2 separate regions of the Homo sapiens genome follow, and region 1 is linked to region 2. A link is an interaction called in ENCODE POLR2A ChIA-PET data of the cell type or tissue named here. Cell type or tissue: OCI-LY7. All regions are shown on one strand. Links, peaks and the distances in the headings refer to the core of each region. The heading gives the core; the rest is flanking DNA.

What was found. Peaks named below come from ENCODE experiments on the same cell type or tissue, not always from the same donor. Only the 100,000 strongest peaks of a DNase experiment are listed, where the experiment ranks them.
Region 1: POLR2A ChIA-PET joins it to region 2 with 5 read pairs; 9 of 35 experiments call an interaction of 5 or more read pairs at or near these places.

The regions. Positions count from the first base shown.
Region 1 is chr12:66,312,527-66,316,926 of GRCh38, forward strand. HELB (DNA helicase B) reads left to right here. Exons shown (of 13, transcript NM_001370285.1): 5 at 1,460-1,637; 6 at 2,716-2,857. Among named protein-coding and RNA genes, the nearest start is that of HELB, 12 kb to the left of the region's middle. In OCI-LY7, for the core only: no CTCF peak of the experiment used is centred there; no DNase peak of the experiment used is centred there.
Region 2 is chr12:66,230,657-66,235,056 of GRCh38, forward strand. All of the region lies in intron 8 of IRAK3 (interleukin 1 receptor associated kinase 3), which reads left to right. It also overlaps the pseudogene RBMS1P1. Among named protein-coding and RNA genes, the nearest start is that of MIR6502, 18 kb to the right of the region's middle. In OCI-LY7, for the core only: a CTCF peak has its summit at 3,504 (motif pointing left); DNase peaks (open chromatin) are centred at 1,875 and 3,545; H3K4me3 peaks cover 1,124 bases; H3K27ac peaks cover 1,574 bases.

The DNA.
Region 1 (4,400 bases), core at 204-4,203, 82 kb after region 2:
TTTTTTTTGTACTATGCCTTCATGTCTGATTAATCTGAAGGATTGAATTAGAAGGGGACACCCGAAAGGGATCATTACCAAGTTTTATCTGATGTGTCAGCTCTGATTAGTTGGTAGTATCTTAATATCTGCTTGGGATGCTGAGTGAGAGAATATTTCTGAAGCTATGTTTAGGCTCAGGAGAGAGTGCAAGAGCACGGAAAGAGCACTGGAGTGCCATTTATCATCCTTGGACTAGGGTTGCCAGATTTATCAGATAAAAATATGAATAATTTTTTAGTATAAGTTTGTATCAAATAATTCATTGACTTGCTTATACTAAAGTCATTTATTGTGTATTTGAAGTTCAAATTTAACTGGATGTCCTGTATTTTATGGGGCAATCCCATCCTGGGATTGTGTGTGGGGGAACCTGGCTGCAAAGCTATTGGAGTCATCAAGTTGCTGATAGATGGAACCTGTATTGAGCTGGTAGCACTAGAAATACAGTGGAAAATGTCAGCATTTCTAAGATAATAAATTGAATATATCAAATAAGAGAAAAGAAATGGCTAATTCCGAATGTTGTGAGACATGGCTACTGTGAGCATAGGGGGTTTTGTTGAAGGGAATTGATGCATTTGGGTAGGAAATATGAAGGCTTTACTTAATAGACAGTTGAATCTAGTTTTAGTAGAAAAATTAGATGAAGATGTGATATGATACCATTTAGAAAATCTGTACATAACACAGATTGAAAATCTGAAATGCTCCAGTGAGTGTTTCCTTTGAGTGTTATGTCAGTGCTCAAAAAGTTAAGGATTTTGGATTTTGAATTTGCAGATTAGGGATACTCAACCTATAAATGTTCATACTGATGACATAGAAACATTTTTGGGATGATATACACTAAAATATTGAATGTTCTCTGGTTGTAATTTTACAACCAATTTTTTTCTCATCTATATTAAAAAATAATAAATAGTATTACATTTGTAATAAAGAATTTTGTTGTTTATTTGTTGTTGGGGGTGGTGCGGTGGTAGTTTTTAAAAAGTTTTGAGGTGAGGAAGTTTGGAGTACTTGAAAGAAAAAGTAGTATTTTCATAATTCGGTTGAGAAAGCGCTGCTTTTATTCCAGAATGGAGTACTATGGTTGGGAGAAGGGAAGAGCTTCAGTGGCATATCTCAGATGGCCACGAGAAGGTTTATTTGGGAATGGAAAAGAATAGGGAGCTTTCTGTGTTTAAGAACGATGAGGGAAGTGTTGAGATTTTGGAACAATCTGATTTTTTGTTTGTTTGTTTTTAGATTTATTTGGTCTGTCTGTTCTGCATATTCAACCCTATAACTTTTGTGTTTCTTTACTTCCCACCCACCCCTGCCAATTTACGAGTTTTGCCCCAAAATAACTTGCTATTAATTTTTGGTTTTGTAGATTTTATAACCTGACTTTAGGAATGCCATACTTTGCTTGTAGGTCAATTATAGCTTCTATTCATGGACTCAAACAATGATGACCACAAACAAACCATGGAAATTTTCTTCGGTTAGAGTTCTGGTTGTGGATGAAGGGAGTTTGGTATCTGTAGGAATCTTCAAATCGGTCTTAAATTTATTGTGTGAGCACTCCAAACTTTCTAAGCTTATTATCCTTGGTAAGTTAAAATATTGTTGGAATTCTGATGTTTATTTCAAAGTATTGTGGTTAGTTGGTTGTTTACACCATTTAGTTGGTTGTTTACACCAGAATTGATACCAAAGCTACACGAAGATACCAAAGCTACATGAAATTAAATCTGACCACTCTCCTAATCAGCTTGGGTTGTTTTGTTTTGGCCAGGATATTAGCTGGCTGGGATGTGAATGAAATAGGGTTGTTAAGGGCTACTGCTAATCACCTAAATGATGGCTATTAAAATAGTAAAAGTGCCACAGATTCAGAGTAAATCAGGATGTGAATCATTTGGAAATGATAAAAAGTTTGAATTATAGGCCACTTAAAAGTAATTTCATAATGCTAAGCTAATAAATCAGACCTCACCAGCCTCTTAAGTCCTTCCAATTCTGATAAGATTCAGTTAGATTCTCTTGGGTAGTCATGCTCTGTAGACCATATGATTTAATGGAGAAAAAAATAAAATCACAATTGGAGAATCAAGTTGTATATAAAAATTATTATTTTTTTAGGTATTTGAGGATGTCTTTTAAGCAGTTGATTGTATTAATGGCTTAAGCCTTCTCTCTGCTTCCCCCAGTACATGTTTTTCTTATATTTAGGGCTTATTTGTTGCATGCAAAAAATATTTTTAATAGAGCAGAACATCACTATTAGATTACTGGAACGTATCTGTTATCAAATGCATTTATTTATTTGTTTTATATTTTGTACACTTATTTTATCTATTTGAGGCTGTAGATTCTTCCACTTTCAGTAAGACATTGAACATGATTGAAAAAGGGACTAACTACAAATGTCTAAGGCCTGTTTTTTTTTTCCCCTAATATGTTGACTAAAACATATGCCTGTACCCAGTTTCCCTGTGGTTATAGGTATGAAAGATGTTCTATTTAGATTTTGTCACCTTATTGTGTTATTACTATTTTTATATCTTTTACTGTTTAAATGTTGTTTTTTGTAAGGTATTTAACTTTAAACTGTTAAATAATTTTAAACAATCTTGGGGGTATTTTTTCTCAGAGTAAGTCTTGCTACTGTATCTTTTTTTCTTTTAGGTGACATTAGACAGTTACCCAGTATTGAACCTGGTAACTTGCTGAAAGATCTTTTTGAGACTCTTAAGTCAAGAAATTGTGCTATTGAGCTAAAGACAAACCATAGAGCAGAATCTCAGCTCATTGTGGACAATGCTACAAGGTATAATATTACTAAGAGTTTGCATTTTCTGTCTGTTGTATTAGAAATTTAAAAAATGGCCTTTGAATTAGAATGATTTAGTACAATACATTAACTACACCTTTTAGCAAAACTCTTCCATCCTTCAACTATAAACCTTTTGCCCTACAGTTAGAAAAGCAAAGTTAATGTTTTTCATTACTGGTCCAGTATAAGTTATTATTGAAATTTAAAAATGGATGAGGTTTCCTGATTTTAAAAGTATGTATATGAATTAAAATTGTATTAAGCTTAAGGACTAGAATAAGCCCAAGGGGAATGGAGATTTGGAAATAAGTTCATTTACGTGCAAGGGAGAATTGGGGAAGAAATATCCCCTAATTTTTGTGGGAGAAAGCTGAAGGCAAAATAATTGAATGTGGTATTTCACTCCTAGATGAATCCTAGAGGCACCCATGGCATCTTACTTCCCTTAAATAGAAAAGAACCCTTCTCTTCCCTTCGTCTTTGCATAAGCCTTTGGAGTTATCCTCTGTCAGCTCAGACATTTGGTTTCTCCATAATCCACACATATGAAAATCACAATCATTATTATTTCATGACTTTTTTTTAATACAGTCATGCGCCACATAATGTTTGGTCAACAACAGAGCACATCTATGACAGTGGTGCCATAAGATTATAAAACTATAATTTTACTGTACCTTTTCTATGTTTAAATATGTTTACATACACACAAATACTTACCATTGTGTTACAGTTGGGTACAGCACTTGGTACAGTAGCATGCTGTGCAGGTTTGTAGCCTAGGAGCAATAGGCTGTACTATATAGCCTAGATGTATAGTAGGCTATACCATCCAGGTTTGTGTAAGTACACTCTATGCTATTCACACGACGATGAACATTGCCAAATGATGCTTTTCTCAAAACATATCCCTATCATTAATCGATGTGACTGTATTAAAATCTCTAGATATAATGGGACCTTTGAATACTGAGTCTATGTTAGTCATTGTACCAAAATGTATATCTGGTTTTTACTCTTTTTTACAAAATGTTTTGTTGCTTGAACATCTCCTAAGTAGGATGTAGCAGAAACTAGAAGGGTGTCCAGTCTTTTGGCTTCCCTGGGCCACACTGGAAGAGGAATTGTCTTAGGCCCCACGTAAAATACACTAACACTAATGATAGCTGATAAGCTAAAATAATAATAATAATAATAATAATAATAATAATAAGCCAGGTGTGGTGGCTCATGCCTGTAATCCCAGCACTTTGGGAGGATGAGGCAGGCAGATCACCTGAGGTCAGGAGTTTGAGACCAGCCTGGCCAACCTGGTGAAACCCCATCTCTATTAAAAATACAGACATTAGGCCAGGCGCGGTGGCTCATGCCTGTAATCCCACCACTTTGGGAGGCCGAGGCGGGTGGATCACAAGGTCAGGAGATCGAGACCATCCTGGCTAACATGGTGAAACCCTGTCTCTACTAAAAATACAAAAAATTAGCCGGGCTTGGTGGCGGGCGCCTGTAGTCCCAGCTACTCGGGAGGCTGAGGCAG
Region 2 (4,400 bases), core at 308-4,307:
GCCAAGTAGGGTGGGGAAGGACAGGGTGGGGAAGGAAGGGGTCGGGGGGCGGTGTGGAGTCATGGTGGGAGAGTGCACCATGGCAGCCACCACAGCTATGAAGGAAGATTTGACAGGACAGAGTTCTGAAAAATGTGACTCGAAGATTTTTCTTTTTCACATGTTTGCTCCCCACCCTCCTCCCATCCTTTTCTCTTAGCTCAGTGTCCCCTAATGTTTAAATCAGAGAGACCTTCCACTTAAAATGCGATTCTGAGCAAATTGCTTAATGTCTCTAAGCCTCAATCTTCCTCTCTGCAAAATGTTAGTAGTAGAATAATAGCTTCTATCTCCTAGGGTTAAATGGCATAAGGTCCTTGACAAAGAGCACACACATCTTCAGTGGTAATTCCTATCCTGACTGGTTGAGAAGTGGTGGGAGTGGCACAGTGACAGAGGCCAAGTAGTGTGGTGGCCAATCAGTCTTTTTACTTAACACTCTTACCTCTATCGTCAATTTATAGTGTTTGAAAAGTGGACCCACTGACTAAGCTCTAGTTTAAGAAAAATTACTTCTCTGTTAATATGTTTACTGGCCAGGTGTGGTGGCTCACATCCATAATCCCAGCACTTTGGGAGGCCAAAGTGGGCCAATTACGTGAAGCCAGGAGTTCAAGACCAGCTTGGCCAACATGGTGAAACCCCATTCTCTACTTTAAAAAAAAAAAGTGTTTATTAAATATCTTGACAATCCCATTCATCTTACTTCACAAATATTTATAGAACATCTGTTGTGTGCAGAGCATTGTGTTAGACCACAGGGGGAGAGACAGTGATGATAATAGTCTTGTCCTTGAAGGTTCAACCTGGTGATCAGAAAGATAACACAAACACAAAATGTGTAGTGCAATGGTAACTATGCCCACTGAGTGGTTGGTCTGAGAAGGCTTCCTCTCGTTAGAGAGTTCCAAGCCAAGTCTTGGAAAAAGTGGGTCATTGCAGTGGATTGGTTGAAAGAAGCGGAGAGAATATTCCTGGTGGAGGCAATAATTTGTTCAAAGGAACAGAGTAAAGAATTGCCACGTATATAGTAAAAGCAAGAGAAATCAGTTGGTTGGAAAAGAAAGGACAAGGTTGGAGAATAAGATAAGGTGAGACTACAGAAGAATGAGGACTGTGGTGAGCAGGGGATGGAATGCAGCTTTGGATTCTGACTAGGCTGAGGAACTAGGTTTGACAAGCTGGGCTCTAGTGAAAGTCTGCAGCTTGTCTAGGATATAGGTGGAAACTGAAAGGTTCTAGAGTCTCTTAGGTGGTCTCACAACTTAAGAGGAGGCCAGTTCTTCCAGGTCACTATCCCAGGAACTTGTCTGGATGTGCAGAACTATAAAAATCATTTAAGCAACACTGCTAGACAGAATGCCCAACAGGTAACAAAGATACAGAGTACCCAGAGAGATCTGATCAGAAACAAGAATATTATGGAAGAGACAAGGCTTGAAATGCATCTAGCAATGTATTTTATATTTTACTTGGTGGTGGGGCTGCTGACAATTGTTGCCTTTCTGAGTGTTCCAAAGAGTTCAAGGACTTCAATGTAACCCATCCATAGAATGTGCCCACCCAGGCATGTGTCAGGGTATGGAGATCCATGGCTGTGGGCATTTGTTTGAGAACTGTGGTTTCACAAGGGCTCATCAATGTGTCCCTGCCTGTTCCAAAGCAAATCAGTCCCTTCCACGGCCATTGAACTTTTGGCCTTTCTGCTGAGCCTGCCAGCAAAGATGTTAATTAGTGCCAACTATAACAGTAGATTTCCCCCTCGTGTTTGGTGATATGCACACCTGTTCTCTAGAAGCTGGAATGAAACTAACTCAGTTCATTTGGGCCACTGAACACCTGTCAGATGGTAATGACAGTCAGTCCCCAGCAGCCTCGGCCAGATGTGATTGGCTGACCTAGATTACCCTCCTGAATCTCTTTTAAATGAATCCTCCACTGTGCTCTAAACCTAGGCCTCCCTGAGTGTTGGTCCCTCTGTGTGTAGCTCAGTGCTTTTAGGACTGAGCTGTCCAAATCCCTGCCTGTTTTGCCTTTGTCATATTAATTTTCTAAATCTATGTAAGGGAAGATAGCTTCTAGGAGGGATGCAGTTTTATTGTACGGCTTTGATAATTGGCTGAGAAAAGGACATCTCAAAATCTGTGTTAAACAGTGGCCTTTTCCCAGAGTAATTCAGGGCTCTGTTTTTATTGGAGGAGTGAACAATGGAAGATGCTGTTACCTTTATTTTCTTTTCTGTATTTGGGCTTCAGAGTGATGAGTCACAAAAGACTTTATCCTAACCCTTTGATATTATTATTATTATTATTATTATTATTTTTAAAAAGCCAAAATTTCAGCAACTTTTATTGACTACCTTTTAAAAGCCCTATGCTGCTGTTTTACAAGGCATAATAGACCAGCTCATCTGGTCAAAGCATTCTACATCATTAGTTTGAACTAACTTTTACTGAAACAGCTACAGCATCAAAAGAGTTAAGGCAAATTGGAATTCATAGAAAAGGATAAGACACTTCACACTGCATTGAAAGAAAGACAGGCCGGGCGCGGTGGCTCACGCCTGTAATCCCAGCACTTTGGGAGGACGAGGCAGGCGGATCACGAGGTCAGCAGATCGAGACCATCCTGGCTAACACGGTGAAACCCCGTCTCTACTAAAAATACAAGAAATTAGCCGGGCATAGTGGCGGGCGCCTGTAGTCCCAGCTACTTGGGAGGCTGAGGCAGGAGAATGGCGTGAACCCGGGAGGCGGAGCTTGCAGTGAGCCGAGATCGCACCACTGCACTCCAGCCTGGGCGACAGAGCGAGACTCCGTCTCGGAAAAAAAAAAAGGCCGGAAAGCTAAGAAGAGAGACACTGACGGCAACACTGAATTACAGCAACACTCGCACTGCAAGCACAGAACACCATGGGTGAAGTCGGACTAGTTAAACTTCAGAAAGCCCATTTCATACAGCTGGAAAAAAAAAACACAGATTAAACACAAAATGAACAAAACCACAAAAATCCGGTCATGCACTTGGATAAGTCTTCACGGTCTTTGTGCATACCCAGAAAATTGAAGTTTTCTTTTCTTTTTTCTTTTTCTTTTTTTTTTTTGCATCATAACATTTGATAAAAATCTGTTTGTTTGTTTGTTTTACTAAAATAAACCTGTTCGGGGGAACAGCTACTAGATGAATTTAAGGTTTTTATGCACCTTATAGAACTTATAGCAAAAATAGTTTTAGTTGATTTCGTTATAAATAACGTTTTCAAGAACTTGTGCAAAATTGTCAATAATTTCCTAAAGCACAATTGATCAGAAAAATCCATGATTGTTCAGCCTTCACACCCTTCTTCATGTAAGAACACCTTTCTGTACATCTCACAGTTACTTATTAGGTTGAAAGGTATATGGAGAATGGTCATTAGACGTCTCGACAGCCACCTGCTGTTGACCACTTGCCTCCTCAACAGGAGCCGCTGTCGTCTGCATATGTTCATACTGTGGCAAGTAGGCTCCTTGCATAGCTGACGTTGCAGGCATGTATGTTCCGGTGCTGCCTAGTGACAGATGACTCATCTGCTGGGCCAGAGGGCTGATCATTGATGCGGGCTGTAGTGACATGGTGTGCTCCATTGAGGGAGTTAACACGGCACCGGGGTGCTGTAGAATATATGGTTGAGGTTGCGTCCAAGAAGGACTTTGCACCTGGTAGGCAGATACAGGAGATACAATATAGGGTGTAATAGAAGTTTGAGTGATCATTCGGTTTGTAGCAATACTGTATGGTGAAGGATAAAATCCGTTTTGTATAGCAGCTGTAGTTGGGTCGTAAGTAAGTGTCATTCCAGTAAGTCTCACCTCTCCTTCTCTATGCCATGGTCTTCCATTAGGGATGTATTTGTTTGGGTTCTGTCTCTTTTTCTGTCCTCCATCAGAAAACTTACACAATAAAGGTTCTGTGGGGGCAGAAACTCCTGGTGGTGTCTTAATAAATTTTCCATTAAAATGACCAGTAACAGCTTCACATTTTTCTGTTGATTCCGTCCTAGCAAAGCCAACACCACGACTTGTACCACTGGCATCACGTAGTATCCTTGTAGAAATAACTTGTCCAAATGGTTTGAGCATATTTTCTAGTTCTTGCTTATCCATGGAGAGTGGCAAATTAGAAATGTAGAGGTTGGTAGGATCTTGTTCCTGTTGCTTTGCCATTTGAGCTTGAACCCCACTGGCCTTCAGGGCAGACACAGCTTTTTGAGCTGCTGCAGGGCTGTCAAAGTCGACAAAACCATAACCTTTGCATTTGTTCGTTGTCTTATGCAAAATTGCGTTTGTGGAGACTATTTTCCCATATGGTTGACAGAGCTT